2 separate regions of the Homo sapiens genome follow, and region 2 is linked to region 1. The links are chromatin contacts, found by Hi-C or POLR2A ChIA-PET in ENCODE. All regions are on one chromosome and are shown on one strand. The core of a region is the stretch at or near the end of the contact, and the rest is flanking DNA. Distances in the headings are between cores, read along the strand shown.

Region 1 (4,166 bases), core at 921-3,420:
CATGAAGGAATGCGGGTCAAATGATGACAGAATGAAGTGGGCTCATTATCAAAAGGTGCTGCTGGCCATCAGAGTGTGCCCAGAGGGCAGGCCCTGTCACCACCCCGAGTTCTGTCTCCACTCACAGGTTGGCCAGGGCAGGCCCAGTGTTTTGGATGAGGCTATTAATGGAACAATGGTCAGATTCACAGATGACATGAATACAACTGACAGCAGACCGAAGATCCCAGAAGATCTCAACAGACTGTAATGATGGACTGAGTTGAAAAGGGAGGCCCAGCTGCACAATTAAGAACAGGATCTGGGAAATGGGATTTGACAGCAAGACGTGTGAAAAAAAAAGACTTTGGGCTCAATCTGTTAACTGCGTTGTGTTGTGGGGCTGCCAAGAAAATGAGCATCAGCCTCAACTCCGAGTGTCGCACTTGAAAGGGAACATTGACAACCCCCAGGGCCGTCAGAGGACCCAAACCAAAATGGCAAAAAAAGATACAAAAAGATGGGAATGAGGGGGCTGTGGCACCTGCAGGAAGGGGCAGCCACGGGAATGTGGCAACTTCTTCCAAGCGTAGAGGACCTAGGTTGGCGGAGAGCTCCCTCCTGGAGGCCCCAGAGGACAGGATCCAGAAGCTTTGAGTGGAAGTCCCAGAAGGGCAGGTTTTGGCAAAATATGGGAACGATTTCCTTTGGTTAGTCCGGTAAATGAATTTGGGCTGTCTTGGCAGATACTGCACTTCCTTTGCTGAAGTGAACACTTATTGGGGGTGTGGCAAAGAGAATTAAAATGGATAACTATGCAGAAGCTAGATTAGGTGACTTCAAGGTGTTTTCTTTTTTCTTTTTTCTTTTTTTTTTTTTTTTTTGAGACAGAGTCTTGATCTGTCGCCCAGGCTGGAGGGCGGTGGCGTGATGTCGGCTCACTGCAACCTCTGCCTCCCAGGTTCAAGTGATTCTCCTGCCTCAGCCTCCCAAGTAGCAGGCATTACAGGTACCTGTCACCACACCCGGCTAATTTTTGTATTTTTAGTAGAGACGGGGTTTCACCATGTTGGCCAGACTGGTCTCGAACTGACCTCAGGTGATCCTCCCACCTCAGCCTCCCAAAGTGCTGGGGTTACAGGCGAGAGCCACTGCGCCCAGCAGACTTCAAGGTGTTTTCTAAGCCTGAGGTTCTGTGATTTTTATCATACAAAGAGGGAGATGAGAATGGAAGTTGGTATGATTGTTCATGTGTACCTTTTAATTTACTTATAATACGTGTGAATGGAAGGACCCATATCATAGGTGGACACTTCGTGCCCTTTGCAAAAGAGATCATCCATGTACCACCTGACCATGGGACAGAATGTCTGCCGCTCCCCAGAAGCCCCATCAGGCCCCTGCCAGGCGTTCCCTCCTGCAGAGGTAATCACTTTCACAGCTTCCATCACATAGATTCATTTTACCTGTTTTGTTGGTTGGTTGGTTTTTGAGAGATGGGGTCTCCCTATGTTGCCCAGGATGGCCTCGAACTCCTGACCTCAAATGAGCCTCCTGCCTCAGTTTCCCAAAGTGCTGGGATTACAGGTGTGAGCCACTGTGCCTAGCCCAATTTTGCCTGTTTTTAAACATTTATATAAATGGGACCATGCAGAGCATTCTCCCTTGGGTCTGGCTTCCTTGGCTCAACACCTGGTTTGTGGGGCCTCTCCACGTCAATGTGCGTGGTTATATATAGACGGGTTCCTCATGTTGCCCTGTGGTGGTCCACTCGTCTGGGTCTGTGGCCGACTGTGTCCCGCCGTCTATTCCCGTCCACACTCTGTGTGCTCAGACTGGTCTGTGGATGACCAGGCAGTCTGGTGGCTGTGGGCTTGCAGACCCCCGGGAGGGACAACCAGCTTCTAAGCCCACCCCCTTGTTCTTCCCACCTGGCAAGTGCGCAATGAAGAGTCCAGGGAAGGAGTGCCGAGCAGGTGGCTGACAGGCAGCCTGATGGACAAGAGGCCCGGGGTGCGAGCCAGGCGGACGCCCTGAGGCAGCATGTCAGGCAGCATTGCCACGGTGGAACAGGCCACTGCCGTTGCTTCCTGAGCTGCCCTGGAGACTGGAAAAGGCAGCTCATGCCTTTGGCCAGGTGCCTGACAGCCTTTTAGGGCAGTTCAGTCTTGGCAGGGCCCAGTTCTCCTCCCAGGGAGTGAAGACAAGGGGCTCCAGAGGGGCTGTGCTGGCCTATGTCACTGCCCGACATCCCAGCAGCCCACGTGGTTGGTGCCTTTGCCTTCCTGGGTGCCCCTTGCGGAGGCTAGGAAGCAGAGCGCTGGCATTCCACTTCTGGCCCTGCTGCGGGTTTGGAAAAGTCATTTGTGAATGTCTCAGTGCCTTCGACTCCTCTGAGTGCTAATCCAGTGTCCTGGTCTTGTGGAGGCCCTTGGTGGGTGGAGGGGGACAGGGCGGAGGCAGAAGCTGGCCTGGCCTAGCCTGGCCTGGCTGGTGCACGCCAGGGCTGGAGCCTGTTGCCTTATATGACAGTGGCTGGGATGGCCCCATGGCTTCTGCCTCCTCCTCTGAACCTGGTTGGAGTTCCGGGGAGGCCTTGCCAGGTGGGGTCAGGCCTCTTCTATGGGAGGGAGAGCCCACAGCCAGCCTCAGCCAGCCCCTCTGCTTGTGCCCTGCACAGTCTGGGTGGTGGTGGGGTGAGGCTTTTCTTTTTCTTCTCCATGGAATAAGTTCTCAGTCTGTAAAATAAAAAAATGGTCTCGCCCCGCCCCCTGCCCCCTCCTTGCTGTGTCCCAGTGGGAACTAAGAATGCAGGACGGGGTTTAAAAGGCGGGGAGGGCCATCAGGATGAAAGGCAGTGGGCAGGCGGGGACAGCAAGGGGGCTCGCCACTCACATGTGGGTTTCTTTTCATCCATGCACCCTCTTGGTGCTTCTTGTGGTGCTTTTCTTCATTTCTGGATAACAGCCCCATCCTGACCCACCCTGCCCGCCTCTTCCCTTCTGGAACCACCCCTGGCACTGCTTTGCCGGCCTGCCTGCTCCCCTCACCCCCGGGCCGGGCAGGCCCTCCTCGCCCGCTGTGAGTAAACGAGTAAACGAGCTCCCGCGCAGGCCTCAAGTTTTGGATTAATGAAGCCCAGATGCAGACTTCTGACTGGCTTTGAGTTCACTGTGGAGCAGCTCAGAGGGGCCATTGACCTCCCACTGTGTTCCCGGCCCAGCTGCTGCTGGGGCTCCCAAACAGCTGGAAAGCTGGCCCTGTCTGACAGGGAGGCGAAGGCCTGTGCGTGGGGGAGAACCTGAAGCTTGGGGCTCTGGGTGTGGGGCCACGGGGTGGCCTGCACCCACGGGGGTCTGTTGTAGGGGCCGTAGAGAGGGGATAAGGGGCTTCTGTTAGTTATCCCATGGTTCAGTCCGGGTGGGCGCTGCCTTTCCTCAGTGCTCAGTGTGGGGGAAGTGGGAAGTGTTGAGTGAGTACACAGTGGTGCTGCACAGGAGGGGGTTGAGGCTGAAGGGGCCCAGGGTCAGGGCACCCCCACGATGGTTCACATCAGGCCTTCACAGTCAGGCATGGAGGGGAATGGTTGGTCCCTCTCAGGGTTGCTAGACACGATGCACATATCACATGGGATAAACTTATGCCAGAAAAATTATTTTCGGTCGGGCTTGGTGGTACATGCCTGTGATCCCAGCTACTTGGGAGGCTGAGGCAGGAGAATCGCTTGAACCCAGGAGGCGGAGCTTGCAGTGAGCTGAGATGCCGCCACTGCACTCCAGCCTGGGAAACAGAGCAAGACTCCTGCTCAAAAAAAAAAAAAAAGAAAGAAAAAGAAAAAGTATTGGCTGGGCGCGGTGGCTCACACCAGTAATCCCAGCACTTTGGGAGGCTGAGGTGGGCAGAACACTCAGGCGGATCACCTGAGGTAGGGAGTTCAAGACCAGCCTGACCAACATGGAGAAACCCCGTCTCTACTAAAAATAAAAAAATTAGCTGGGCGTGGTAGCACATGCCTGAATCCCAGCTACTCCGGAGGCTGAGGCAGGAGAATCGCTTGAACCGAGGAGGCAGAGGTTGCGGTGAGCCGATATCGCACCATTGCATGCCAGTCTGGGCAACAAGAGAGAAACTCCATCTCAAAAAAAAAAAAAAAAAAAAAAAAAAAATATATATATATATATATATAT
Region 2 (4,093 bases), core at 818-3,317, 270 kb after region 1:
TTGAACCAGGGAGGTGGAGGTTGCAGTGAGCCGAGATCACGCTACTGCACTCCAGCCTGGGCGACAGAGAGAGACTCTGTCTCAAAAAAACAAAAACAAAACAAAACAAAAAACTCATTAATAAGCAAATAAATGGGATAAGATACCATTTATCACCTCTTAAATTGGCAAAGAATGAAACAAAATGATAAACGTGGTGTGCTGAGGAAAGGAAGGGGCAGAGAAAAGATACAAATCTGTTTTTAGTGGGAATGGGAATATAAGTAGAGAAATAGCAGAACCCTGGCCCCAAACAAGCGCCCAGGAGACAAAGTTAAGGGTAGGGAGAGGTGGGGCAGGGGCTGCTCTATTTGTGATAATTTCTATGGCCTTAAGCTCCATATTTCTAAACAGCACTTTTAAATAGCATTCCTTGATTTTTTCAAATCTATGAGGCATTTTCCCAGTTTTATTGTTTTCCCCGGGGCTCTCCCTCCTGGTCTTCTCTTCTCCCCCAGCTGAGACTAGTGGTCCCCAGTCCTGCAGCATAGCTATTGTCCTGGGATACTCTTTGCCATCACCTTCAGAATTCCTCGTCTGCTTCTTGTGTTAGACCCTGCTTCCCCGATCCTATGCCTTCCGTCTTCTCAGTTTACCCTCTCATCTTTGTGGAACACAGCTTTGAGTGGCTTTCTGAATGTTTCGAGTGTTTGCATGTCTGTACCTATCTTTTTTTTTTTTTTGAGACAGAGTCTTGCTGTGTCGCCCAGGCTGGAGTGCAATGGCGCGATTTTGGCTCACCGCAACCTCTGCCTCCTGAGTTTGAGAGATTCTCCCACCTCAGCCTCCCGAGTAGCCGGGATTACAGGCATGCGCCACCACACCTGGCTAATTTTTGTATTTTTAGTAGAGACAGGATTTCGCTATGTTGGCCAGGCTGGTTTTGTACTCCTGAACTCGTGATCCACCCTCCTCAGCCTCCCAAAGTGCTGGGATTACAGGCGTGAGCCACCGCACCCGGCCATTTCTTTTTTTAAATAGAAACGAAGTCTCACTGTTTTGTGCAGGCTAGTCTTGAACTCTTGGGCTCAAGCAATCTTCCCACCTTGGCCTCCCAAAGTACTGGGATTATAGGCATGAGCCACAGATCCCGGGTGAGATTTATCATCTTGAACCATGTCTCTTGCTGTCTTGTCTCATGTCTCTTGATGTCATGTTGTCAGTCAGTCAACCAAATAACCAATTATTGATCAGTCAACATTTGAACAATTACCTATGTTCTGGGTGTATGTTCTCTGGAGGATACAAAGGTTAATGTCCCTGATTTTGAGGATCTACTCTCTCTACACAAAACACATAGGAAAGTTAACCACACAAAACAATCTAGGGTCAGTAACAAAATTCTTTTTTTTTTTTTTTGAGACGTAGTCTCACTCCGTCGTCCAGGCTGGAGTGCAGTGGTGCAACCATGGCTCATTGCAGCCTGGACCTCCCAGACTCAAGTGATCCTCCCACCTCAGCCTCCCGGGTAGCTGGGACTACAGGCATACACCACTATCACACACACCTAATTTCTAAAATTTTTTGTAGATACGGGGGTCTCATCATATTGGCCAGGCTCATCTCAAACTCCTGAGCTCAAGAGGTCCTCCCGCCTAGGCCTCCCAAAGCGCTGGGATTACAGGCGTGAGCCACATTAGGTAAATTCTTAATGAGTAAATTCAGGTGGCTGCCCTGGTGGAGGTGGACCGTTGGGTGCTCGACCGCCCAGAGGGCACAAAGGACCAACACGGTGGGGGTGGCGAGAACTGGGGCCGTAGAAGCCAGCCTAGTCCTCCGCCCTCGCTTTCCCTACTGAATATGCGCGAGGGGGAAACTCCAGCCTAGTTGTTGACTTTCTGCTTCGGACATGCTCGCGTGTTCTTGGCTCTCCTCTTCCGGACAGAGGCGCCGGAGCTTCATCCGTTCCGGGCTTTGCCGCTCACCGCCTCTCCCTTCCCAGGCCGTAACCCGCTTCCGCGTTTTACTCGGTGCCCGCAGCGCCGGGGCGTGGAGGCGTTAACGCGCACGCGCTTAGGGATCCGGCCGTGGCCGAGCGCGCGGCCGTAAGACCGCGGGTGAGAGCAGCGTTGGCTTCGAGGGGAGTGGCGGGCCGTGGGGATCGCGGCCGTGGTTGGGACGGCCGGGGGTCTCGGCGAGGGCTTCAGGGCTCCCGGGGCATGCGGGGGCCCGGGCTAGGGCCGGCTGCCGGTGCTGGTCGGGCGGGGCGGGTCGGGCCGGGGGCGGGCTGGCAGGGGCCGCGTCTGGGCCTCCGTGACGCGGACGCCGAGCCCTGCCCCAGGGAGCGGGAGGCGGGAGGCGGGGGCCAGGCGGCTCCTCCTCGTCGCGAACTCTGGATGACCTTGGCCAAATCGCTTCAGTTCCCCGAGCTGGCGACTTCGTCTGTAAAATGCGAGTCATAGCCCTGTCTCCTAGATGGGCCGTGTGGAGGCTCAGTGGCGGGAACGCCTGCGGGGCAGCCGGGGTCCTGGGCGGTTTGCTAGGGACGCCTCACTGGGGGTGAGGGTGAAAGGGCTTCCACGGGGATCATTTTGTCACAGGCTTTGTTGGGGGGGCAGTTTTCATTTTTATGTAAACAACTCTGGAATATTACGAAGTACTTAACAGAACTTTTGTTTCGCACAATACGAGAGGCTTGAAGAAGTGGAGCCCTAGCTGGGATTCGCTTTTTTGAGGCCGGCGTTGCCCTGCCCTTTAGGGGTGCCCACGCTCTAGCTGCGGCCCCGGCTCCCTTCGCATTGTCGTTAGAGGATGGTGTGAAGCAACAGAGATCCTTAGCTTTCAACGAATTCATATTTGTGATTTCCTGTTTGTCAAAACCCTTCCTGCCCACCTAGGAAGTGGTGCTGGCCAAGCAAGTTTACTGTCTGTCCACGCGAGGTCTTTCTGAACCTTGGGGTCGGTGAGCTCTCCCGTTAGGTAATTTCAGTTCGCTAGAGGTTGAGTATGGGACAACTCGTGGCACCATAGTTTTTTTTTTCTTTTTTTTTGGTGTTGGTGTGGGATTCCACGAACCGTCCCCACCAGAGGTCTGCCGTGAAATGGATACTCAATAGGAATGATAGTAGGTTACAAAAGTAAGCATGTTAGATGGTGTAGATTGGGAGAAATTTAGGATATTGGAATTGACCTAAACTGAAACTTTTCACTGCAGGTGACTAGCATGCAGATACCCATGCTCTGACTTTCTGCCCCTCCACTGACATGGCCCACCGGGGTGGGGAGAGGGACTTCCAGACTTCAGCTCGACGCATGGGCACCTCGCTGCTCTTCCAGCTTTCAGTGCATGAACGGGAGCTGGACCTGGTTTTTCTGGATCATAGCTATGCCAAGCCTTGGAGTGCCCACCCAGATGCCAGTAGTGCCCGCCCCACCCGCATGCTCTTTGTCACTCCCCGGCGGCAGCACGAAAGTACCATGTGAGTTGGGGCTTCTAAGGGCTGCTGGTAACCTCACTGGGCAGTGATCAGATGGGAATTTAGAGAGGATTTTCTCAGGATTGACTGGGGGAGATTGTATGAGGCATTTGGATGTTAAATTCAGGCATCTCTTAAGCAGCATAAGGATAGCAGGCTTGAATGTGGCTATCTCTGTGAGACAGCTAACAAGAGTTAGGAAAGCAAGACGTGCAAATGAAAAGCAGACAACCTATTCCACTTAGATAGTAGGACGTGTGGAAAGGGGAAAATCGTAGAGGGTTATTTAACTGGTGAAGAAAAAGACTGAAAAGTTGATTTTAAAAGATTACCCACAGGATACGACTCTTTTATCACATTAGTCCAGTGCTCTGGGTTGCTTGACAGTGGCAACAATAGCCTTTTTATAGTAATGCATTTTGCTTTTCTTGGTTTCACACACGAAGGTTAGGAGCCAATTCCCAAGACGTTGCTTTTTCTCTTCCCTTGTTACAGAGCTGCTATCCATAGGTTAATCTAAACCCTTCTTATGTCTAATGATATTTTCACCCAGCCTATGTTATAGGGTAAGGAAGTTTCATAAATTGACTACCTGATGAGTGATACAGTTACATTTGGTCTAAATAAACCTGTTTGCC

The links. Hi-C counts contacts between places; a loop is a spot of excess contacts on that map. ChIA-PET counts read pairs that join two places held with the same protein, here RNA polymerase II (POLR2A). Pooled maps may share reads with other maps.
Region 2: a loop to region 1 is called in a map of cardiac septum, with 4 times the contacts of the local background. The contact joins the promoter of KANSL3 here to the enhancer-like site in region 1. A Hi-C loop is called at or near these places in 1 of 168 maps with a recorded cell type or tissue (cardiac septum) and 7 of 50 pooled maps. POLR2A ChIA-PET finds 5 or more read pairs at or near these places in 1 of 52 experiments (SK-N-SH).

Annotation. Positions count from the first base shown.
Region 1 is chr2:96,905,840-96,910,005 of GRCh38, reverse strand. The region is part of intron 12 of FAM178B (family with sequence similarity 178 member B); the gene reads left to right. Among named protein-coding and RNA genes, the nearest start is that of SEMA4C, 38 kb to the right of the region's middle. RefSeq lists an enhancer at 2,739-3,334. Within about 2 kb of position 2,170, at least 23 of the 41 ENCODE cell types and tissues checked have a DNase peak (open chromatin) inside an H3K27ac peak, as active enhancers do.
Region 2 is chr2:96,636,286-96,640,378 of GRCh38, reverse strand. It overlaps KANSL3 (KAT8 regulatory NSL complex subunit 3), which reads left to right and starts at 2,067. Exons shown (of 21, transcript NM_001115016.3): 1 at 2,067-2,096; 2 at 3,194-3,458. The coding sequence starts at 3,244. RefSeq lists a silencer at 2,138-2,347.